2 separate regions of the Homo sapiens genome follow, and region 1 is linked to region 2. A link is a loop called in an ENCODE intact Hi-C map of the cell type or tissue named here. Cell type or tissue: heart left ventricle. All regions are shown on one strand. Links, peaks and the distances in the headings refer to the core of each region. The heading gives the core; the rest is flanking DNA. Region 1 overlaps PAQR5 (progestin and adipoQ receptor family member 5). Region 2 holds the start of GLCE (glucuronic acid epimerase).

Evidence for each region. A loop is a pair of places that touch in the nucleus more often than their neighbours do. Peaks named below come from ENCODE experiments on the same cell type or tissue, not always from the same donor. Only the 100,000 strongest peaks of a DNase experiment are listed, where the experiment ranks them.
Region 1: a loop joins it to region 2, with 4 times the contacts of the local background. A loop is called at or near these places in 34 of 110 quality-filtered maps.

What each region holds. Positions count from the first base shown.
Region 1 is chr15:69,389,187-69,401,020 of GRCh38, forward strand. It overlaps PAQR5 (progestin and adipoQ receptor family member 5), which reads left to right. Exons shown (of 9, transcript NM_017705.4): 6 at 468-594; 7 at 8,282-8,378; 8 at 10,788-10,929. It overlaps KIF23-AS1 (KIF23 and PAQR5 antisense RNA 1), which reads right to left. Exons shown (of 2, transcript NR_132971.1): 2 at 7,718-8,562. Among named protein-coding and RNA genes, the nearest start is that of KIF23, 19 kb to the right of the region's middle. In heart left ventricle, for the core only: CTCF peaks have their summits at 5,606 and 5,813; DNase peaks (open chromatin) are centred at 5,585 and 7,463; H3K4me3 peaks cover 326 bases.
Region 2 is chr15:69,156,236-69,168,069 of GRCh38, forward strand. It overlaps GLCE (glucuronic acid epimerase), which reads left to right and starts at 4,400. Exons shown (of 5, transcript NM_015554.3): 1 at 4,400-4,522. It also overlaps the pseudogene LOC100421574. RefSeq lists an enhancer at 4,062-4,562 and silencers at 4,260-4,469, 4,670-4,779. In heart left ventricle, for the core only: a CTCF peak has its summit at 5,527; DNase peaks (open chromatin) are centred at 4,306, 5,266 and 5,546; H3K4me3 peaks cover 2,634 bases; H3K27ac peaks cover 849 bases.

The DNA.
Region 1 (11,834 bases), core at 3,325-8,324, 230 kb after region 2:
CACACTCTGAGTAGAGCTCAGCTCGCTGGGTCTGTCGTCATGGACCACAGCATGTGGCTAAAGCAGGGACTGTCACTAACCTGTCTGGGTTTGAAACCCATCTTTGTTAACTCTCTAGCTGCAGGACCCTGGGCGAGTGATTAAACCTCTCTATCCCTCTGCTTCCTATCTGTACAATGAGGATAAGTGCAGAGTTATGAAGGAGGATGGTTGAAGTATTATGTGAGGTCATACATGTAAAGCCCTTGGAGCAAAGCTGGGCTCACAGTAAATTCTCAGGATGGGATTTGGGTGGGCAGAGAAGAGAAAGCAGGACATCCTAGAAGGGGGAATGGCACCAGCGAGGGCGCAGAGCCAGGACTGTGGGAATGATAAGGGCCAAGCCAGATGCTGGGGACAGTCTTTGCAAGGGGCCCATGTGGTGCCAAGGCCTGGCTCCTCTCCCAAGGCTGGCTTTTCTTCCCCAGGCTCAGCCATTGCCTACTCTGCATACACGTTCCCGGATGCGCTCATGTGCACCACTTTCCATGACTACTACGTGGCCCTGGCTGTACTGAACACCATCCTCAGCACAGGCCTCTCCTGCTACTCCAGGTACTGGTCGCTCTGACCTCAGATGGGAGGGGAGGGAGGGTCTTGCATGCAGCTCCCTGCACTCTTTGAGGGAGCCGGGGAAGAGGTGGGCTCAATGGAAAAGGTGCTTGGGAACCTAGGACTCCGTTCCAGGTGGACTTCCTATGCTGGCAAAACCAGCTTCCTGGGCACGCAAGCTCCAGGCCTCCATGCTCAGAGAGTCTCATACTTGGTTTAATACTCTGCTGCCTTTTTTTGTTTTTGTTTTTGTTTTGAGACAAAGTCTCACTCTGTCACCCAGGCTGAAGTGTGATGGCACAATCTTGGCTCACTGCAACCTCCGCCTCCTGAGTTCAAGCGATTCTCCTGCCTCAGCGTCCCATGTAGCTGGGATTACAGGCACCCGCCATCACGCCCAGCTAATTTTTGTATTTTTAGTAGAGACAGGGTTTCACCATGTTGGTCAGGCTGGTCTGGAACTCCTGACTGCAGGTAATCCACCCACCTTGGCCCTCCAAAGTATTGGGATTACAGGCGTGAGCCATGGTGCCTGACCTGTTTTTTATTTATTTATTTATTTATTTATTTATTTATTTATTTATTTTTTTGAGACAGGGTCTCTCTCTGTGGCCCAGGCTGGAATGCAGTGGTGCGATCTCAGCTCACTGTAGCCTCGCCTTCCTGGGCTCGTCTGCTGCATTCTTAATAATTTGTAATAATTTTTGAACAGGGAGGTCCCTGCTCTTTGATTCGGTACAAGGCTTTACAAATTATGCAGCTGGTTCCATTTGCTGGACAAGTGGCTTATCCACCCTGAACTTCAGTTTGCTCATCTATAAAATGAGGCCATTACAAATACCCCTAAGACAAATGGAAGGATTACAGGTAATGTACCCAGGACACTTAGCACAAGCCTGGCACAGAGGAGATGTCCCATAAATGTGTGGTCACTAATGGTGACTGGGTGTGTCTGCCTCTGGGCATATGTGATGGATGATGGTGTTATTCAAATGCCCTATGCATCCCTCATCAGTGAGTCAGGCCCAGCTTACGCGCTCTAATTCCCACTGTTTTTTTTTTTTTTCTTTCAAGAAAACTCATGGGGGTGTGAGTGCAGAGAATGTTGTTATGGGGATAACTACACCAATTTATTCAGCTCTTTGTAGAAGTGAACTGCCTGAAAGTTCCTTTTCCCTAAAATACTCAGGAAATCTCCCAAATGGTTGTGTTGGGGTGACAGCCCTGGCTGAATAGGGCCAAGGCTGGTACTTTTGGGCTGGGGGCCTTTCGTGCTGGTCAGGAAAGGTAAGCTGGCAGGTACATCTGAGTTCTCTGTCCTCCCGCAATGGCAACTCCAGCGAGCCAGTGGAGTCTCCCTGCCTCCACTTGCCCCCCTCTCCCCAGGAAAAAACAGGCAGGTGAGATATGCCCCATCTGGTAACTTCTCCAGAATGATTTTGTCTCCAAATTCCTTTGGGTGACACTTGGGATGTGTGGGGCCAGCAAGTTTCACAAGGGAGAGCAGGCAAGTTTCACAAACAGGACAAACCAGTTTTTTTGTTTCTGTTTTTTATTTTTAAATGGAAGGATAGATTCTGAAACAGCATTGGGAATACTTGTTCCAATTCGCCTTCCATTCACCTGCGCTAAGGTGGGTTGGAAGTGTGGAGCTGCCTTCCATGGGAGTGAAAGTCTGTTTCTAGGAGTCCCTGCCGTGGATGAAGGGAGGTATAACAGATATAGAACAGTAATAACCCTGCGGAAACAAGTCCAGCAGAGATGAAGCAAGCCCCGGAGACCTGGGTGCATGGGCTTGTGGACTGGCCATGGTCCAGGAACCTGGACACTCTTGGACCTGGTCCTTGGACCAGTCACTGCCCCATCTGGTTCGCTCTCCTAGGGCTGTGTGGCTCTGGCGTTTGAAATTTAGGATTAGACAGGGAGAGTACCACAGGTTGAGGGGGCAGAGGAGGAAGAGAAGGCTTCGTGAGTGTGGAAGAAAGTCTCCAGAGTGAGGCTGGGTGCAGTGGCTCACACCTGTAATCCCAGCATTTTGGGAGCGCCAGGTGGGTGGATCACCTGAGGTCAGGAGTTCAAGACCAGCCTGGCCAATGTGGTGAAAACCTGTCTCCACTAAAAATACGAAAGTTAGCTGGGTGTGGTGGCAGGTACCTGTAATCCCAGCTACTCAAGAGGCTGAGGCAGGAGAATCGCTTGAACCCAGGAGGCAGAGGTTGCAGTGAGCTGAGAGCATGCCACTGTACTCCAGCCCGGGCAGTGGAGCCAAGAAAAAAAAGAAATTGTCTCCAGAGTGAATGATCCAAGATGGCTTCCCCATGAGCTCATAATTCAAATTCTTAGAACACTTGCTGGTTTTATTTTATTTTTTTTTGTTTTAAGTAGAGACAAGGTTTCGCCATGTTGGCCAGGCTGGTCTCGAGCTCCTGACCTCAGATGATCCACTCTCCTCAGCCTCCCAAAGTGCTGGTATTACAGGTGTGAGCCACCCTGCCCAGCCTAGATTACTTTCTTCTAGCCAGGAGTCTTCCCTGATGGTTCAGATATAACGGATGGGGTCTTTTGGATGTGGCATGCCTGGTGTCTTTGGAGGAACTTATCTGTCAGGGCAGCTTTGCCAGACATCTCCTGGGTGCCTGAGTTTGGGGGCTTCTCCCTTTGCCAATGAAATGGGTTATTTATTTATGGAGTACATCTGTGCCTATTCCATCTATCCACCCATCTACACACCCGCCCACCCATCTAACATTCCTTAAATGCCTGCCATACTCCAGGTACCACGTTAGGAGCTGAGGGTGCCAGAAGGATGCCCTTGCCTTCAGAGAGCACCCAGTGCCATAGGAGAGACAGACTGCAGATGCCCCCAGAGGTCCATGAGGCCATGATTTCCGTTAGAGTGTAGCAGGAGGGAGTGTAATGTAAACAAATAATGATAAGGCAGAATGACACCTGCCGGTATACACAGGGTTCTGAGAAGTGGCTTTAGGACTGGATATTGAAGGAGGTAGAACACTTTAGCTGAAGAGGAGGACATAGCAACCAGCCAGGACAAGGATGAGGACTACAGAGAGGGTGGGCCAGGGTGGGGAAGCAGCAAGGTGTGTTAGAGCTGCCAGAGTCTGCAAGAGTAGATGGAGGAGAGCAGCTACAGAGGGGCTTGGATGGTGGGCTGGGGGCCTGTGGGTCCTATGAGGACTGGCCCTTTGCTCATGAAGGATGAGAATCTCTTAGGGAAAAAAAAAAATCCTACGCACTCAGCTTCCATGCCCTGAGGGGTTTCCAGGCATATTAGCAGCAACTGAAGTGGGAGCTGAGGGGAGAGGGAGGTGAGGGGCTATGTTGGAATCAAAAAGGAGGAAGGGGGCACATGCCACACTCTTGCACCCAAAGGTAGAGTGGGCATGTGGCCCTTCCAGTGCCCTTTGTACCTCGTCCTCGCTCCACGTTCCCTGACCCATGGTTTTGCTGCTCTTACAAGGCCTGTCCTCCCCTCTCTTCATTCCCTGTCTCTGCCTTTGGTGTCTGGAGAGTGAGAAAGCTGACTCGTGTGCAGAAGTGATGCTGGCCCTGAGTAATTTCAGAAGAAGTGGGTAGAGAGGAGGGTGTGGGTATCTGGAGGCCTGAATTTCAACCCTGCTCCCCCAGACTTGCTGTATGGCCTCAGGGCAGTCACTGTCCACTCTGGGCCTCAGGGTCTACGTCTTCAATGAGGGCATCTGAGACAATACCCTCTGGGTCCTCTCTGGTTTGGGCATCGTGCAATGTCGATGCCTTAGTGTCTTCTCCAAGCTTCCTTTCCCAGCTGTCTTCCTCCCCCAGGCTCCACCCCTGCCTCTCCCTCCTGCTCCATCCGGCTGCAGTTGGGCAGGAGCGGGAGAGAACCACCTTCCCCTCCAGGGAGGGGAAGACCTCCTGGGGGAGACCAGGAACCTCAGTATTTGCTTGACAGTTATCTGATGCTTGCCCGAAAATCAGGGTTGAAATGGCATTCGTTCCATTACAAGGCAGACCATTAAGGCCAATCTCAACATAGAGAGCTTTGTCGTCCCCTGAGTGGTTTTTGGTTCTTATTGTCATGGACTTTGGTTCAAATGAAAATGTTCCAGAAAACTGCCTTCTCATTCTGTAGCATTTGAGAGGGGAAATGAGAGAATGCGTGCCCTCTTCGTGGTTCTTGGAGCAAGGTGGGGGTGGCCGAGGCCCTGGCCTGCTCATGCCTGCACAGGAAACGGCTGCCACTCCCTTCAGGAATGTCAGTTACACAGCAAGTACTGTATGGACAAATCACTGTCCATCTCCTTCCAGTGCATCCAACCATTGATTGTTTTTTTTTTGTTTTTTGTTTTTTTTTTTTCAAAGAGCTGCTGAGTGAAAAACCTCCTGGTCAGAGCAGTGAGGGCGAGAGATTAATTTTCACCCATGAGCTCTGCTCTAAGGACAGCTTAGAGGCAGTTGCTGAGGCAGTTCAGAGGGGTGGAGCTGACCTGGAAGGGGTTTGAGGTCAGCGCTGGAGGTAGAAGGCTCAGCAGACATGGTTCTCAGACAGAGGCTTGGCCAGAGGATAAAGTGCTGCTATAGCCAGTTAGGGGCATGGGGAAATGTCTACATCCCTGCAGTTCTCCAAAATAAGACAACTCCTACACAATAAAACAACCATAACTACCGCCCCCATGTACACACACACGTGCACTCGTGCGTGCGCCTCTGCAATAGAATGATTTTTCCAAAGGCCCGCTAGTTTCAAGCCCTAGTTCCGGAATTCCAGTTGCCAATCCTTCCAGCTTTTTTGTCAGATTGTGTTGAATCGACCCTTTCTTAACGAAGGCTTCTCCCGTAACCCAGTGTGTCCTGCCAACCTCGTTCTGAGCAGAGACCTCACTTCCTCTATAGCAGCCCCTTAGCCCTCTGGTGCGGGACTGCCCTAAGCCCGAGCAGGCTGGGCTGTGGGGCCGCACGTGGGGCGCCTCTGAGGATGCTGCGGCTGTGGTTCTGCTCTGGCTGTGGCGACATCGCGTGGCCTAATGCGGAACTGCAACTTGGTAGCGGACGGCCCCTCTCCCGAGCTACTGGCCCTTCTGCCTTTTTCTCTCTGTTGCTGTCTCTCTTCTCTTCTGCTTTTTCTCCTTCTCTTTTCCCTCTAGACCCGGCTTTGCAGCTGGAGAGGCTGGTCCGTTTGCCCCTGGGGAAACACTTTATCAGGCCGAGCGAAATGTTGTCTCAAGTCACAGAAAATCCATGCTTTGGGGGATGGCCTTCGCCAGCCACAGCCAGATTTCTTCGCGTGTAAGTGGCCACAGGGGCCCTTTAAGAGCGAGCCTCTCAACCTGGAGACGGCAGGCGGTGGCAGGGCACAGGGCAGGAGGGGGCGGCCTGCCGCGGCAGGGCAGGGTCTGCCGGAGGACTAAGAAGGCCGGTGAGGCAGATACCTGGCTCTCGGGATAGCAGGAGTGTGTGCCCTCTGCTCCAGGGGCAGAGCGGGCAGGGAAGGGTGAAGGCCGGGCGGGGTCTGAGTCTGCGCAGCCTACTGCCTGAGACAGAGGGGGTGACACTTGGGGGCCAGAAAGCCCAGGGTTTAAATCCTAGCTCTGCTTCTTATTGGCTCATCTGACTTCAGGCAAATCACCCAGAACCTATTTGTTCCCTCCTGTTCCTATTATCTGGACCAACATAGATACAAGGTGGGGATGGGGAGAGAATGGAGCTCCACGATGCATGTGTTTTTAAAAGCTGCTGTTTAGTCTGTGCGACTGTGCCATGCACAGTTCTAAACACCTCGGGAGCATCGTTTCATCAAATCCATACAACGAGGCTGTGACAAGGCACAGTCATTGTCCCTGTGTTACACATGAGGATCAGGAGGTACACAAAGGTTAGTGACCTGCCGAGGTCACGTGGTTGTGAAGGGCAGGGTCAGGATTTGAACCCAGTGTGTCCCAATCAAGCTCTCCACATAAAATCACAGTGCTGCGCTGCCTCACCTCTCCGGGAGTTTGGTTCTTTTTCGGGGGGGATGATGCATCCTAGTTCCTTCTCCTTGAGCTTCTCACCTGGTACATGCCATGTACCATGTATGACTTACAGGCAGGGTCAGGAAAGAAGAAACACGAAAGTGGGCTGGAGTGAAGTTGGGGTTTGTCTTGGGAGGCTGTGGGGCTTCTCCGGGCACACAGTGGTGTCCCTTTCTCCTGAAACAGGAATCTCCGGGTGGGCCATTTGTGCTCGGTTGCCCTGAGGACTGAGTGGAGCACAATAGCCTGGAGAATGTCCGCATCCTCAGACCTGCTTCTGTGCTGGGTCCCCAGGATCCAGGCCTGACCAGATCTGGCACCTGCCTGAGGAGGGTTCCCTAACTGCCCAATGTGGAAGTCCCTGCATACTCCATGCTGAGAGATACAGGCAGCAGCTGGGTTTATGGTCAGGTGGCTTTACTGGCTCATACGAGATATGAACAGCCTGGCCAGGTGAAATCGGTCTGGGCTCAGAGGAAACAGCAGATGGCATTTGAAGGAGAAGGAACAGGCTTGTGGACTGGGACCGAGGTTCTTGGGAGCAGAGATAGGAGCCACAGCAGGACACAGACCCCATCCCTCCAGTGTGATAGGGGGCAGAACTGTCAGCAAAGGCTGAAAGGGCCCAGATGCATGCATTGCCTTTACAGACTGCATCAGAACAGCCATCCCAAGAGCCTCAGCGTGTGGCTGTGCATCCACTGTGCTGGGTTCCTTACCCTGCAGCCCTGTGGGCCCCAAGGGAGGACACAGCCCTCCACAGTACACCTCAGCATTGATGTGGGGACTTTACCTGTCCCTACTACCTGGCCTTGGTGGCCCAGCCAGGGCCCATGAGCACTTCCTTACCCAGGCCTCAGTTCAGGGCTGTGATTTTGTGCAGAGACCCTCCCTGCCCCTCCCCATGTCCTCCCAGTGTGCAGCCTGCTGTCTGTGCTACCCAGTTCCCCATACCCTGAGCTGCTGCCCCAGGCTGGGCCCAAGTCAGCTGAGGCCCTGTCATGTTCTGTCTGGGGGGACCTGCCTCTCTTCTCAACAATCAGCATCACTTGTTTTAATGTTGCTGTCAGCTGTCTTTGGATTGGAGGTTGGGTGAGGGTGGCAATGAAGAAGAGAAGGAAAGACTTCACGTTTATTTAGTTTTCCCAAGCCAAGTATCCCTGTGTGTGGTATAAATATTCCAGAAAGCTCTCCAAGGGTCAAACACCTACTTGAACCCAGGTCTCCTGCATGATAATACCTGGGCTCCAACTAGATGGGTGCATCTCAGCCTCTGCAGAGTGTGCCCCCCAAGAGTCTGTGGCAGTGGATCCCCCGATTCCCCCTACCCGTTCCCTGTCCCTGTAGCAACTAGAGTTTTAAAAGGTTCTTTGGCAGTTACATAACTTGGCCCTTGAAGGGTTTCTGCCCAGCGCCTCCTTTCTGGCTTAGTCTGGACACCACTGCTTCCCATGGTCAGGAGATGGTGTCCCTGGAGATCTTTTTGCATCTGAAGTTTTGTCACTTCCATTGGGGTGGGAGGAATGGACGAGGCTGGTGGAGAAGCTGCTGGCCACAGGAGCTTGTAGAAAAATGCTTGTCCTCTGTTGATGACCAGGCCCTCGGTGTGCATGCATGTGCGTATGCAATTTGCTGAGACTCTTTTCATTCCATTTCCTCCCCACTTTCCTTCCCTGATTTAGGTTTCTTGAAATCCAGAAGCCCAGACTCTGTAAGGTGATTCGTGTCCTCGCCTTTGCTTATCCGTACACCTGGGACTCCCTCCCCATCTTCTACAGGGTAAGGACTGGCTGCATCTCCTCTCTGCCTGTTGGCAACACCAGGAAGTCAGTTGTTTTCCTGAGCTTCTGGGGGGTCACAGCACTGCAATGGGAACCGCAGAACAAAACAGGAGTCGAGACCCAGGTGAAGGGGGCCAGCCCCTCCACACCTGTGGGTATTTCTCGTCAGGTGGGACGAGAGACTGAGAAAATAAATAAGAAGATTTTTCTTAGTACAGATCAAAATGGAGTTTCTTATGTCTTCCTTTTTCTACATAGACACAGTAACAGTCTGATATATCTTTCTTTCCCCCACACCCAGGTGCTGCCTTGGTGGCACTTGAGGAGTGGTTAGGAGATGACATAAGCACAGAGGCCCTGACTGACAATATGACTGGGGGCTCGGGAACGTCATAGAACAGGCAGCCTGGGGCTGAGTGGAGTGAGCAGGAGAGCGAGCTCTGCAGGCAGGTCTCCAATACTTGCTGTCAGTCCCTGGGCCAGTTCTCTATGCCTCGATTTCCTTCATCTGTAAGCTGGGCCTGATAACACCTCATGGGCTGTGGGGAGGATTACACGGGGAACATGTCAAGTGCTGACTGGTAGCAAGAGTTCGGGAATGCATTGTTCCATCATCAAGTAGTATACTGTTAGTATTGAAGGAAAAGGCATGAATGAGGGTCTTAAAGGAGCGATGGGAAAGAGATGGAGAGCATAAAGGAAGAGAGTGTAGGAGGGACAACAAGTAGGACTAGAAGGGGAAAGTCCACGCACTTTCAAACCATACGGGCTTGAGTTCAAATTCTGGCCCCACTGCTCACTGGCTATGTGACCTCAGGCAGGACACACAACTCTCTAAGCCTCAGATTAGTTTCCTCATCTGTACATAAGGGTACTAGGCCTCCTTTGTAGGGGAAAACAATGGATCTGATAGGCTCTGCGGTGCCTGTCCAGTACCCGGTGAGTGAAGCTCCCTCCTAGAGGCAGCGTCCTGTGGGCTTGAAGAATAAAGCCCAGATGGCAGGGCTGAGGGACAAGGGGAGGGGCTGAGCTCCACCCAGCAGCTGGGGCATTGAGCACGTTCTCTGTGCTCTGCCTCTGTGGGTCTGGGAGAGCGCCAAAGATGGGGCTGCAGCCCGTTCCCCTCACTCCTTCCTCAAGGGCGCAGACCACACACAGGAAACCAAGAGCAGACAGAGCAATTCTGTCCCATGTACCTCCAAATCAGGCAGTGCAAGTCCTGTGTTGTGACAAGCATCGTGTGCTTCTGGCATGTGGCTGAGTCAGAGGAGGGCAGAGGGAAGGGGAGGTCCAGTTCTAAGTGGTGATGTTGATGCTGGAATCAGCCTGCCTGGATTCAGATCCTGACTTCACTTCTCACTAAGTGATGTGCAAGTCACTCTCTGGCCCACCTTCCTCACCTGCAAAATGGGGAAGATAGAGTCTGCCTTATGATAATTGTGGCTCAGGTGAAATGATGCATGTAAGAGGCCTGGCCTGCTGCCCTCGGTAAGTGGTGGCTACTATGACTTTATAACAATAATACAAAAACTATACTTAGCTCTGAAACAGTATAGTGGCCATCATTGATACTTTTGGATGACTCAGAAGGCCTTCCAGGGATTTCTAGGCCTTAAAGCCTTAATTAGGAGCACCAGTTCAGTGGATGTGCTGATAAAAAGTGAGTTCCAGTGTGAATCCACTAAACAGTTGACCCTTAAACATGGGTTGGAACTTTACATGGATTTTCTTCCACCTCTGCCACTCATGAGACAGCAAGACCGACCCCTTTTCTTCTTCCTCCTCCTCAGGATTTTCTCAATATCACTTGCTTTTCTCTAGCTTACTTTATTGTAAGAATACAATATATAATACCTACACAAAATATGTGTTACTTGGCAGTTTGTTACAGGTAAGGCTTCCAGTCAACAGGAGGCTATTAGTAATTAAGTTTGGGGGAGTCAAAAGTTGTACATGGACTTTTGACTGCAGGGGGTCAATGCCCCTAGCCTGCATGTTAAGAGTCAACTGTACTTACATTTTACCCCAGAAAGAATACCAATTATCTAATAGGATTTTTTGTCTTTCTTTTCCTTTCCCATTCCTTTCTTCTTTCCTTTTTCTCTCCGATTCAGTTAAGTAAATAAACCAAAAGACTCTCATGAGTATTTGGGGGATTGAAATACAATAGTCTCGAGTCTCAATCGACCACACTCAGGATAGGAGCTCTGCTCACATGGTGCCTGAGTTTCCTCTACCAGGTCACAGACCTGAGGAGGTGAGGGCCTTGGCCTCTGGAGTTTGTGTATGTGTGCTAACATGTGTGGGTGTCAGAGCCCCCAAAGTCCCAGATGCAGGTGCTGAGAAGGAAGAGGGCCTGCCTCAGGCCTGTCCTCTCAAGACCTGATGTTTCTTTAAACACCTGCAGCTATTCCTGTTCCCAGGGGAGAGTGCACAAAATGAAGCCACCTCGTACCACCAGAAGCACATGATCATGACCCTCCTGGCCTCTTTCTTGTACTCTGCACATCTGCCAGAACGCCTAGCCCCTGGACGCTTTGACTACATCGGTGAGTGGGCAACAGCCCTGCTGCTCTGCTCATTGCCCTCCTGACTGGGGAGGGTCCTGTCCCTGACTCCAGTGCACGTAGCTGCAAAGGGCAGGGAAGGGCAGAGAGAGAGGCCAAGGCGAGTAACATTGCAAGTTGACAGAGGTCAGGATGTCTGCAGCAGGTGCATTGTTAGGTAGCATGGGCAGGATGGAGGGCAGGTGGGCCCAGGAGCCTAAAGCATTCTGATGGGGTATGGAGCCAGTGTGTCTTATTGTCATCCAGAACATGGAATCCCATGATTAAGTGAACATTGGGGCTGGGCGTGGTGGCTCACACATGTAATCCCAGCACGTTGGGAGGCCAAGGTGGGCAGATTACTTGAGACTGTGCTCAAGACAATCCTGAGCAACATAGTGAAACTCCATTTCTACAAAAAATACAAAAATTAGCTGGGCATGGTGGCGTGCACCTGTGGTCCCAGCTACTTGGGAGGCGTTGGTTTGAGCCTGGAAGGTTGAGGCTACAGTGAGCCATGATCATGCACTGCACTCTAGCCTGGGTGAGAGAGATCCTATGTGAAGAGAAAAAGTACATTGGGAGCAGCCGAGGAGAGGAAGAGGAAAGAAAGGATGAAGATGGCTCTGAGGGTACCAGACAACAGGGGGCTGTGCAGAAAAGGGAAAAGGGGAGAAAGCATCTTTCTTTGTCTTGAGCATGGTGGACGGGAGGGGGCCAGGGGTTCAGGGTAGAGCAGTGGTTTCTCCAGGGGTGGTCATCAGCCAGCAGCATCAGCATCATCTGAGAACATGCAGATTCTCAGGCCCCACCACAGACCTCCTGAACCAGAAACGCCAGGAGTGAAACCCAATACTCACACAGAGGCCGAGTCATCCTCCAGATGAACCTGAGCTCACTTAAGTTTG
Region 2 (11,834 bases), core at 2,501-7,500:
GCATGGCAGCTGGCTTCCTCCAGAATGAGTGATCAAAGAGAGACACCAAGGAAGAAGCTGCAATGCCTCTTATGGCCTTGTCTCAAAAGCAGTCACTTTGTCCATATTCTACTCGCTAGAAGTGAGTCACTAGGTGTAGCCCATACTCAGGGTGAGGGGAATTGAGGCCTACTTTTTGAGAGATGGTATATCAAATAATTTGGGGACATATTTTTAAACTGCCACTGTTCTTTTATTTCCCTCCTTTATGATTGGCTAGGTGCAAAACACATACAGATGAACAAACCAATCAAGGTCAGGGGTTTAGTCTGGAGTCAGCAAATGGACAGATAAGTACTGTTCCCTCAGTCTTGGGGTAATTTACAGAGAATTTCATGCTTCCAACCTAACAAAATAGGTGGTCCCCAAAGCTCTAAAAAGATGAAGTGGAAATTCGGTCTGAGAGAGCCAGATTTTCAAACAATACTGGCTTCTGTGCCCTTGTGAATATGCAGTGGCCAGGAGGTAGCTTTACTCGGGGAGTGCTCAGAGAATGGGACACCAGGAAGGCTTCTGAACAGGGATAGAACTGCTTGGCTGTGCTCACTTAGACTAATAGGTCAGAATGCAGGCAGCAGATGGTAAGACCTGAGTAAGAAGCTAGCTAGTTCTGTTCTGCAGGTTGGCAAAGGCCAGTCACAGATGGTGACAGTGAGGCTACAAGTAGATCCCAGTTCTGGGATCAAGCAAGTGCCAAAGCCTCACACTAAAATTATCTGCAGCACTGCTGAGAGACGTGCAGGATCCACAGGCAGAATTCTAGGCTTGGATAGCTAAAACAGAGACCATAGTGGTTCTGGCCCCTTGGTGGCTCTAAGTGCAAAACATGAGGAAGGGAGCACTTGGTACCAGATGGAGAGGTTGCGGGAACAGAGCATGACTGTCAGACCACAGAGTGAAACATCGCACCATAAAGACAGATGGCGAGAGGGGTGCCCCCCTCCGTGGCAGCTCACTGCCTTTTGAGTACTCTTACTGCCTGTGTACCCTTCAAATGGGCCTCTCCAAAAGCTTCTACTTCCAAAGCATTTTTATCTAGAAGTCAAATGTAAGTGTTTCAAGCTTGATTCCAGGCTGAGAGCACTTCATAGCTTTTCTATTTTCTCACATTTAGAGACTACCAGGTTTCTGATGCACTAATTAACAAGGGAATCATAGAATGGTGTAATTTATGAAATTGAGCATTGGAGAAAAGGATAGAGTCTTTCCAGTACATTCTTGCTATTAAGATACTCGTGCAAAGGCAGAGGGTGTGGGAAACAGAAAATGCACATATTTATACTTCAAGGTATAGATCAACTCTACATGTCATTACCCTACCAAGAAATTCAGTGGCTCTGCTGCTACCACCTTTAGATGCAGACAGGCAGGGCTTCCCTTTAAAGGCTCTGCTCTGGCTCTTCCCCAGCTGTGCTCCTACATCTGAGGAGTCCATTAAGCCAAGAAATGTGTCCACCTGGAGGTGACTGTACCCCTTCAGACCTCACATCAGGTACCCAGGAGCCAGTATTCCCTGCCCAAATGGCTCTGAGCCACTTCCAGAGCCTGCATAGGCTTCTCCCCTAGATCCTGAGATATGCACCCCTGGACCTGTGGAATAGCCAAGAAATGACTGTTTTGGAGGGGAGAAAGTGAAGACAGAGCTTGGACATGTGGGCTAGTGCGTTCATGGAGTGGAGGGTACCTGGCACTGTAGGGCTGAAGGGGCCATGGGAAGCAAAGGGTAAAGGCTGCTCCATGTGGGGAGCAGTTCTCTCTGACCTGCCTTGTTCCAGCAAGGAGCTCTGAGAAGTCTCAGAATTCTCAATTCAAACTGGGTCTTCCAAGTTGTTATGAAAGTACATTTGTCAAGGTGAAAGGATATAATGCTTTTAGTACTCCATTTGTTAGCTTTTTAACTTTCACATATTTAGACATTTGGTATGTGGGTCTCCATGTGTAGCCTTCTCATGGTCCCTACAAATATTAAAATTGGTCCCGGCTCCCCATTTAATATGGAATCCAAGTCAAATCGGCTTGGCCTGATTTTTAAGGCCTTTTACTATTTGATTTTTCTCTAATCTTACCTCCCGCTACTCTCTGCAGGAATCTTCTATCTGTCAAACCTGTCGACCTACAGCCCAGGCTCAGCCCACATCCTTTTCTCTGTGCTCAGGTTCACATTATTTTTCTCCTCTGAAAGGCCTCCGTTTCTGCCTTGGATTTATATGGCCAACGTAGTGTTTCATTATGACCCAGCTCAAGCCTCACAGCCATGTCTCCTCCTCTGGACTCTTCTAACAGCTTTTGTCTCAGCCACTTATTGGCACTCAAAGTGTGCAACTGTGTGTGGCCATTTTTCATATTATGCACAAGGTGTGGCTATAAGATAAGGAGACATAAATATGCAAGTTTTCAAACCAGGACAAGGGACAGGGAAAAAAAAAAAAAAAAGAAGAGTTGCCAAAGAATCAGGAGAATGTAGTTAGGCAGCTACTAAGGGAAGAGATGTCAGCATTGTCAATAAGCTGAGAGAGGTCATGAGAAAGATACCCCAAAATAGACCATTATTCTAGAAGGTAAGAGGTCTTTTGTAACCATTGAAAGAATAGCAGATTGTGTGAGCAAAAGCAACGCTGTAGTGGGAAAAATAAGAGATGAGAAAGTGGAGACAACAAGTATACTTTTATTTATTTATTTAGAGACAGGGCCTCAATCTGTGGCCCAGGCTGGAGTGCAGTGGCTTGGTCACAGTACACTGCAGCCTCAACCTCCCACACTCAAGCGATCATCCCATCTCAGCACCCCGCCTCCCCCACCGCGAATAGCTGGGACTATAGGTGTGTGCCACCACACCCGGCTAGTTTTTTATTTTTTGCATATAGGGGAGCCTTATTATGTTCCCAGACTGGTTTCAAACTCCTGGCCTCAAGCAATCCTCCCACCTTGGCATCCCAAGGTGCTGGGATTACAGGCATGAGCCACAGTGCTCAGCAGCAAATATAATGTTTCCCAAGAAGTGTGATTCCTAGGAGAAAGGAGAAGGTAGTTTGGGTGGAAGAGATTGGGTGGCTTTGTTCTGTTCAAAGGATGGGCGAGACTATGTTTGTGGGAGAAAGATTTAGGTTAGAGGAAGAAATTAATAATGGGGAAAGAAAGAATAGCTGAATAAAATCTGGGAATGGCTGGGATCCAGGGCACAGGTGCAAGATTTAACCTTGAGGAGAAAGGGCACTTCTTGCTGTGGGTGAGGGAGTGAAGAGGGTAAGATGAATGAAGGTACAGGATAGGCATAATAATGAAGAGCCTGGATTTAAGGGTGAAGCCACTGGCTCACATTATAGAGGAAAGGCTAGGAAAGCCGAATTTTCTGGGGCCAGGTCCAGATTTAATATATTTAAGTATAACAGTCTTAATTCATTCCTTTCACCTTATTCAGTGCCCTGGGTGTGCCAAATACTACTGGGCACTGGGGTCTACAAAGGTACGACTTTTCATGTAATGTTGGAATTTGTTATGTTGGTAACTCGAGATTTGCATATATTTAACAGTCTTAATTCATTCCTTTCACATTATTCAGTGCCCTGGGTGTGCCAAATACTACTGGGCACTGGGGTCTATAAAGGTACGACTTTTCATTAATTTTGGAATTTGTTATGTTGGTAACTCGAGATTTGCTTTTCATTCTTCTGGAAGGCTGTATGTAGAAATAAATACAGTCATCAGACGAGTTCTTTGTCAGACCAGATGTCCTGGGTTGGGGTTTGGAAAACATGGGCATCTTAACAATGGTGCCCTGTTTGAGGTGGAGAGGGAGGAGAGGCCCAAATCGGGGAAAGGAATTAAATGGAGGTTTAGACGCGGGTAACCGGAGTGGGTGGGCCTTCAACCTGGAAGATGGGAATCCCCAGCGCACTTCGGGCAGCGCTGTAACCAAGGGTAACCGCACCTCGGTTTACACCGGTGTGAAGACCAGCCTCTTCCCCAAACCAGGTGTATCTACGGCGGCCTAGCAGGACCACACACAAGCCAAGCACGTCACGTCATTCGAGCTACCTTACCGCGAAAGTCCACTGCCTCCTACTACTTCTGGTCACTACTACCTTTGCTCACAGTTTATTAAGGAGGAGCGGAGAAGAAGAGGGGCGGAGAAGGGGCGGGGAGAATCACCTTTCCTTTTTTACAATTGGTCGTAGTAGACTCCGAGTCCTGCCGCCCGTCCTGCAGCCGACAGGCTGCCAGGACTGTCACTCGAGGAGCTGCCGCTACCGCCCCCCGCCGTGGCCCCGCCCCTTGCCGTGGCTGGGATCTCGCGGGAAGAGCTGCGGGCACGGCGGTGGCTCGGTCTCCCGGCTGCGCGCGGAGCGGGAGGGCTCTCCTCACACAAGCGCTTCCTTGCCGAGAGGCTGGAGCTGCGGCACCGCAGGCCTGAGCCACCCCTTCTCTGCTGTCTCCTTCTCTTCCTCAGGGCTCCCGTGTCTGCTCGCCCTCCGACGCTGCTCAGGTTAGAAAGCCCGGAGCGCGTCTCCGCTGAGGAGCGGTCGGGGAGCGGGGACACGGAGCAGCCGGAGCAGGCGGGCTCCTGACGGGGGCGGCTCTGGGGGCTGCGCGGCGCTGCCTGGTGGGCGCGAGGCTTGGCGGGGTTTGGGAGTCCGGGGGGCGAGGAGGCGGTGCAGTGGGATCCGGGCGCGGGCGCCCAAGGGCGGTGTAGCGGGTGCCGGAGCTCCCGAGGTGAGGGGGCAATGTATTAGGGATCCTGGGGGCTCTTCCGGCTTGGGGTAGGGGTGGGTGGCGGCACACGGGGTCCTAGGTCTTTGACGTCGAGGGAGATTTATCAGGGTCTTGAGCTTCTTGGAGGTGGTGTAGCGGGGTTCCGGGACAAGGGGTCTTTTTACCCGGGTCCCGAGCTCTTTGGGGCAGAGAATGCAGTTTAGCAAGGTTTACACCGGTGTAAACCTTGTCTCTGGAGGCAGATCATCGGGGTCTTGGGGGTTCTTTGAGCGGGCGTGGGCGTCCGTTTCGCATTGCTGGGATGAAGAAGCAGTGTGTCCGGGTTCTGGGGAGAGGGGTCTGTTCATCGGTGTCTCCGGGTGAGAGAGCGATGTATCCGTTCCGCTGGGGCCGGGGCCGCCTTGGGGGGTTGTTGGGGGCTGAGGGTGTGTAGCGGCGACCAGCGTCTGGCCGGGGTTTCTGCTTTGCCCGGAGCGGGGCGGTAACTTGGCATGGTCTCCAGTCTTTTGGGGGCGACGGGGCGAGTTAGCTGGCCCCCGGGCAGTCTCTCGGGGTGGGCGCGGCTCCGCAGGCGCTGGGTCCGCTGAGGGCGGGAGAGGGCTTTGGTGCTACCGCGCAGGCTGGGCAGCATCCTGAAACGTTTTTGTTCAGGTCTCCTTCTCTCTGGATGAGATTTACTCAATGCTTAGTTGGAGGATTGATCGGTGTTGTTGCCTAGTTGAAGAAGCAGTGCGTTTGTTCTGCAGTTTTCTTTTCTCTGCCCCGGGATCCCTGTGGGGGCGCGCTGGTCTCGCTGGAGCTCCGGGAGCTAGAGTGGCAGCACCTTAGGTGGGCGTTTGGTCTGCAGGTTCTTTAGGAGGCCGGTGTCCGCAGGTTGAGCGTGGATACAGCTCCTGAGCAACTGGAATCTGTTGAGGGTGGGGAAGACTGATTTTGGCTTGCTTTCCTAGGTGGTGGTCTGCTTTGCTCATCCTGCATGATTAGATCTGTTCTGAAGTCTTGCCTGAGTGAATGTTAGGCAGAGTCGGATAGTGCAGGGAAGCGTGTTCTGTCTGGCTTCTTTCTGTCCTTTGAAAAGCATTTGTAGAGAGGGATAACGTCAAATTCAGCCTCCAGAAAACAATGGAATTTGAAATCCCAAAGCTAGAACTCTGCAAAAACGTTTTCTGTGACCTGTAAGGATGGTTAATCGAGCTTTTTTAGAGAATTCTGCTTAACAGTTTCATTGTATTGTAAAAGTGTATTTAGCCTTGGATATTACAGAGGTTTTGGTAACTAGCGTAGGCGTAGGTGGGATTTAAATAAAATGACTTGTATGTATGTGTATTGGTTAAAAAAAAAAACAGCGTATAGGTGAGAAAGCCTATGTGTTTGCCTGACATTTCTTTTGGTTAGTTACTCTATCACAGAGGCCTGTATATGAAAGTTAATGTGGCAGGCAGTGAAGTCCGTACTCAGAGCTGTTCTGTAAATATGTAATCTGGGGTTAACAGACAAATTTGAGTATACCAAAGCAAATAATTTTGCCTGCCTTAGTCTTTTTCTTCGTGTCAGTTTTTTTTTTTTCTTGTTTTTTGGTTTGTTTCTTTTGAAACAGGGACTTATTCCGCCTTCCAGGCTAGGTTGTAGCATCGCTACCATGGCTCACTGCAGCCTCGACCTCCAAAGCTCAAGCAGCCCTCCCAGTTCAGCTTCCCATCCCCACCCCCAGTAGAGGAGCTGGAACTACATGCATGTGCCACCACGCCTCACTAATTTTATTTATTTATTTATTCAATTAATTAAAGACAAGGTCTTGCGCTGTTGCCCAGTCTGGTCTTGAACTCCTGGCCTCAAGTGATCCTTCAGCCTCAGCTTCCCAAAGTACTGGGATTTAGAGGCGTGAGTCACCATGCCAGGCCTCTTAGATACAATTTTTTTTAAAAGATGTCATTTTTTCTGATCTTAGAACCAGACAGATTAGGGATAATGTACTTAATTTTGGAATTTTACATCATTTTGAAAAACAAAGGAATCCCGCACAGCAATATTTAAGACTTTGAAGGGTTTAAAATAAGTTTTGTTGTTGTTGTTATTCAGACCAAAATACCTGGTTGACATTTACAGCTATCACAACTGATTGCTTGAGCAGATATTTGGTTGGAATGACAGCCCCCAAACCTGTAAGCAGATCTTATTTTTCCTTTTTTTGAGAGAAAGACAAAGAACAAATTAAGCAGGTTTCAGAAACTTTTTTTTTTCTAAAAAGCAGCTTTCATCATTTCTAAGTAAGGCATAGACTGATAAGTCAACACATATTTGATTATCTGCTAGGTGTCACAGCGCTGGATGTACACTGATTAAAGCTGTCATGTGACTTTCCCCTTTAAGTCCAGAGAGAGGAAGAAAACAAATAAATACAGTTAAAAATTGTGATACTGCTAAGGAAGAAATACACAAGGTACTTAAGATTCAGCTCTCTTTTTTTAGTAACCCCTGAATGATGATACGATTGATGTGTGTTGTGATAATAAGAAACCAAGCAAAATAGTTAACTGCCTTCTGAATTAGTAAAGAAAGATTAAATTACAATCAGTAGAGTTTTAGGTGTTAAATGTATGTTGACTCTTTGTAGATGATTGTGCTACGTAAGCATACAAAAGCCTATAAGGATACACATCAGACTTAACCATGTTTGGATTCTTCAGGAGGGAGTTGCAGAGGCATAGAAGAGAGCGGTTTAATTTTATAGTTTTATATTACTTGAATCTATTTCAATGAGCAGACATTACTTTTAAGTACAAGTTAGAGAAACCCTAAAATTAAAACATTTCAGTCACTATGCAAATGGTGAAATGTACAGTATTTATAAGGCTTTTGTCAGTATTGCCAGTTGTACCCGTGTATACTAATGAAGGAAAAGGGTATTTCAAGTATCTGAAAATTATAAGGGTGTGCAGGGTGGGGTGGGTAGCACAACAAAATAAGAAAAGACACAGACCTAAGTAAAATGTTAAAACATGTTAAGTTTGTTGGATATTTAATTATGTAAAGATAAATTAATTTTAGGACTTTCTTTTATCAAATTTAATTGTTTCCTGAGTTTGCAAAAGGAAGTTTTTAGATTTCCTAGAGGAGAATAGGGTGGGGGAATAGGTATTCTTATTGTGGTACAGACTTCAGGAAATTTCTTTTTGTCAAACATATACACATCTGATAGATATATTTTGCTTGTGAAGCATACGAACCATACAAATAATTTTATAGTTTCATTATTACACTGCTGAAAATGACAGTACCAAAGTGTCTTTTGAATTATCATTCAGAGTTCTAGAATCATAAATATGATATACTAAAGCAGTTTCTAGAAAGGAAATCATAAGACATGAATTCCAGTCTTCACTGTGCTACTCATGGTGTGTCCTTGGATAATTCCTTAATCTTTCAGGGCCCCAGTTTTCATATATACATATATGAATTATACTTACATACATTTTATATATAATATATACTTTTGCTTTAATATATACATATATGACATGTGTATGTTGTTATATACATATGCCATATATGTATATAATATGTATAATATATAAAATATGTGTATAAAAAGATACATATACACACACTTAGAGTTTTTGTGTTGCAAGTCTGAAGTATTGTATGTACAAAAAGGAAGAGATACCTTAAGAGTAGCTAGTTCTCAAGAAACAACTAGTTCCATGTAATTTTTACATATTATACCTAATTTTAGAAGCCTCTTCTTTTTAAAGGTACATGGCAAGTATTTAATTCCAGAATATAGATTCATGAAGGTGAGTGATTTTCTTTAGATAATTTAGCTTTATCTGTTAAAGCATTATTATTTTTAGTTCCAATCCCTGGTTCTGTAGTAGATTATCTATATAATAATATGTCCTTACTTAACTCTGGATATAGAATGAGGTCTCTAGTGGTTGCCTCCAGACTTGATCCCCTTTAATCCATCCTTACATTACTGCCAAGGTGATTTTTCTGAAGTGCAAATCTATTCATTGCTTCTTTTCTTGTTTCTTTTCTCTTTTCTTTCTCTTTCTTTCTTAGAAATGTTACTGAGATTTATTTATTTATCTTTCAACTTTTCTTTTAAGTTCAGGGGCACATGTGCAGAATGGGCAGGTTTGTGACACAGGTAAACATGTGCCATAGTGATTTACTGCACAGATCATCCCATCACCCAGGTATAAAGCCCAGCATCCACTAGCTATTCTTCTCTTCCTGATGCTGTCTCTCCCTGCCCTTCTTTCTTAAAGCCCATACTTTATCAGCCCAACTCTCTATCGTTACAAGGCCTTTCATCATCTGACTAATCTTATGCATTTCCCCCACCATAAATCTAAAGCTGCACTTGTACTAATACGAGCAGTTTACTGAATGAGCCATACTGTTTCCTGACTCAGAGCCTTCACATATGTTCTCTCCACTATTTAGGATGTCTTTCCTTCTCTTGTCTTGCTGGCAAAGTCTACTGATTTTTTAAGATACAACGTAAGCACTGTCTGCTTTTTTTTTTTTTTTTTTTTTAGCTCTTTTTTAGTTACCATTTTTTCTTTTTTTTCTTTCTTTACTGTCTGCTTTTTAAGTCTTCTGGTCTTCCCTCTTCCCAACCCTAGGTGTTATATACTCACTGTATCATGTTCATTCATTCTCTTGTGTTTACTAATGTGTTGTAATTAAGTCTCTCTTTCCTCCTGGACTCAAAGGCAGGTTTATATTTGTCTTATTACTTTTTGACTTCCTGTTGCTTGTTTATGCATAGTTGGCTATCATTACATGTTTGAACTCTCAGTACCAAGATTGATGTGTTCATGATGTCAGAAGTGAGTTAAACTCAAATCTCAGTCTTATCCTGTTTTCCTAAAATTTGGGAGTTTCTAAAGTATCTTATTCTCTTGCCCTGTGACCATAAGCTGATATGAGAATGGTAGTTCTTAGCTTTGTGTTTAAGAAATAAGACTTCTCGCACTTTAAGAGGTGATGGTTACACTGTTAAACTTGCAGAAAAGTCTTGTAGAATTTTGAGGCAACTACTAATCCTTATCTCTAAAATTGCTAGAAGAGATATTAACTAGTTTGGGTGTTTTAAATCTTGGACATCATTATTTGGTAGATATTTTACCTTGGCTGCTTTTTACTTGGAAAATGATAGTAGCTGATGTATGCAGGTTTTTATATAGGCTTTAATAATTGCTTTACATACATTGCCATTCATTTTCAAAATAAATCCTAAACATTTAATAATTTGCTCAGCGTCATTATCTACTAAGATGCAGACTATGACTACATGTAGGTCTGACTGTCTCCAGACTCTATGCTTTTTCTAATACTACACTGTTTTCTGAATATGACTGCTTATTCAGTGTTTAAAATTATTAACATATTTAATTCATTTTGTAAATTGAAGAAGTAGGTTGTAAAGTTTATCCATTCAGTTCTTCCAAAAAAGCTAAAGTAGACAATTTGAGATTGATTGGACTTTAGAGACCATTTAATCCAACTCCTTCCTTTAGCATATGAGGAAGCACACATGCAAGAGTGGTGGAATGGGGTGCTGAAGATCACACAGTTAGTTGGTCTATAAGATTTTCTTTGTTAAGCTGGTTGTGAACACTGGTGTTATAAAACTATTACTCGAGGCCAGGCGCGGTGGCTTACGCCTCTAATCCCAGCACTTTGGGAGGCCGAGGCGGGCGGATTACCTGAAGTCAGGAGTTCAAGACCAGCCTGGCTAACATGGTGAAACCCCGTCTCTACTAAAAATACAAAAATTAGCCGGGCGTGGTGGCACACGCCTGTAATCCCAGCTATTCGGGAGGCTGAGGCAGGAAAATTGCTTGAGCCTGGGAGACGGAGGTTGCAGTGAGCCGAGATTGTCCAGCCTGGCCGACAGACCTAGACTCTGTCTCAAAAAAAAAAAAAAAAAAAAAAAAAGGCCGGGTGCGATGGCTCACACTTGTGATCCCAGCACTTTGGGAGGCTGAAGCAGGTGGATCACTTGAGTTCAGGAGTTCGAGACCAGCCTGGCCAACATGGTGAAACCCCGTCTCTACTAAAAATACAAAAATTAGCCAGGTGTGGTGGTGCACACCTGTAATCCCAGGTACTCGGGAGGCTGAGGCAGGAGAATTGCTTGAACCCGGGACGCAGAGGTTGCAATGAGCTGAGATCGCGCCACTGCACTCAGGCTGGGTGACAGAGCAAGACTCATCTCAAAAACAAAAAACAAAACAAAACAAAACAAACAAAAACTATTGCTTGAAAGGGATACCAGATGCTTGATTTTCCCCCTCAAGGGGAAGAAGCAAAAGCCTAGAATGACTTTTTATAAAAGTAATGTTGAGGATCTGAGAGTCTTAAGGACAATCAGAGAAAATCCTGACTTTGGATCATGACACATGGAGACACGCCAGTGCCTGAAGCACATGGTTCCCTAATCTTGGCTCCTTTCCTTCCTCTTTTTCTTTCTTAAAATTTGTCCACAGTTTACTGATCTTATGCCTGCTGAGTTGTTATTAGCATCAGTCTTACCAGTTATCATTTAAGTGCCAACCATGGGCCAACTAATAGGAATACAGAAATGCATAAAATCTAGTCACTGCCATGAAGAAGCTTGGTCTGTTTGGGAGCGGAAGGCAGTTTATATCTAATTGCAAGGTAGTGTATAAAGATAACCATGAGTAGTATAACTTTAGCAGCTCAGAAGATTAGGTAAATGTGGGCTGGGCTAGTGGTTACAGAAATTTCTATATAGAAAAGTTTCTACTTAAGTCTTTAAATGAAGAGTTGGAATGGTGTAGAAAGAGAAAAAGACTTGGGAAAAGTTTTTTTTTTTTTTTTTTAAATCTCAGCTTTTACTAATCTTACCTTGCTTACTTTCCTTCAGCCACACTCCTCACTGTTTCATGAGGTCTTTAACATGTTCTTTCAGATATCCAAATGTCTCCCTCCTTCACTTCCTTCAGGTCTTAATTAAAGTATTATCCTTTATCTGAGAACTTTACTGGTCACCTTGTTTAAAATGACAATATCTCTTCCACACATACTCTTCCTATCCTTCTTGCCTGCTT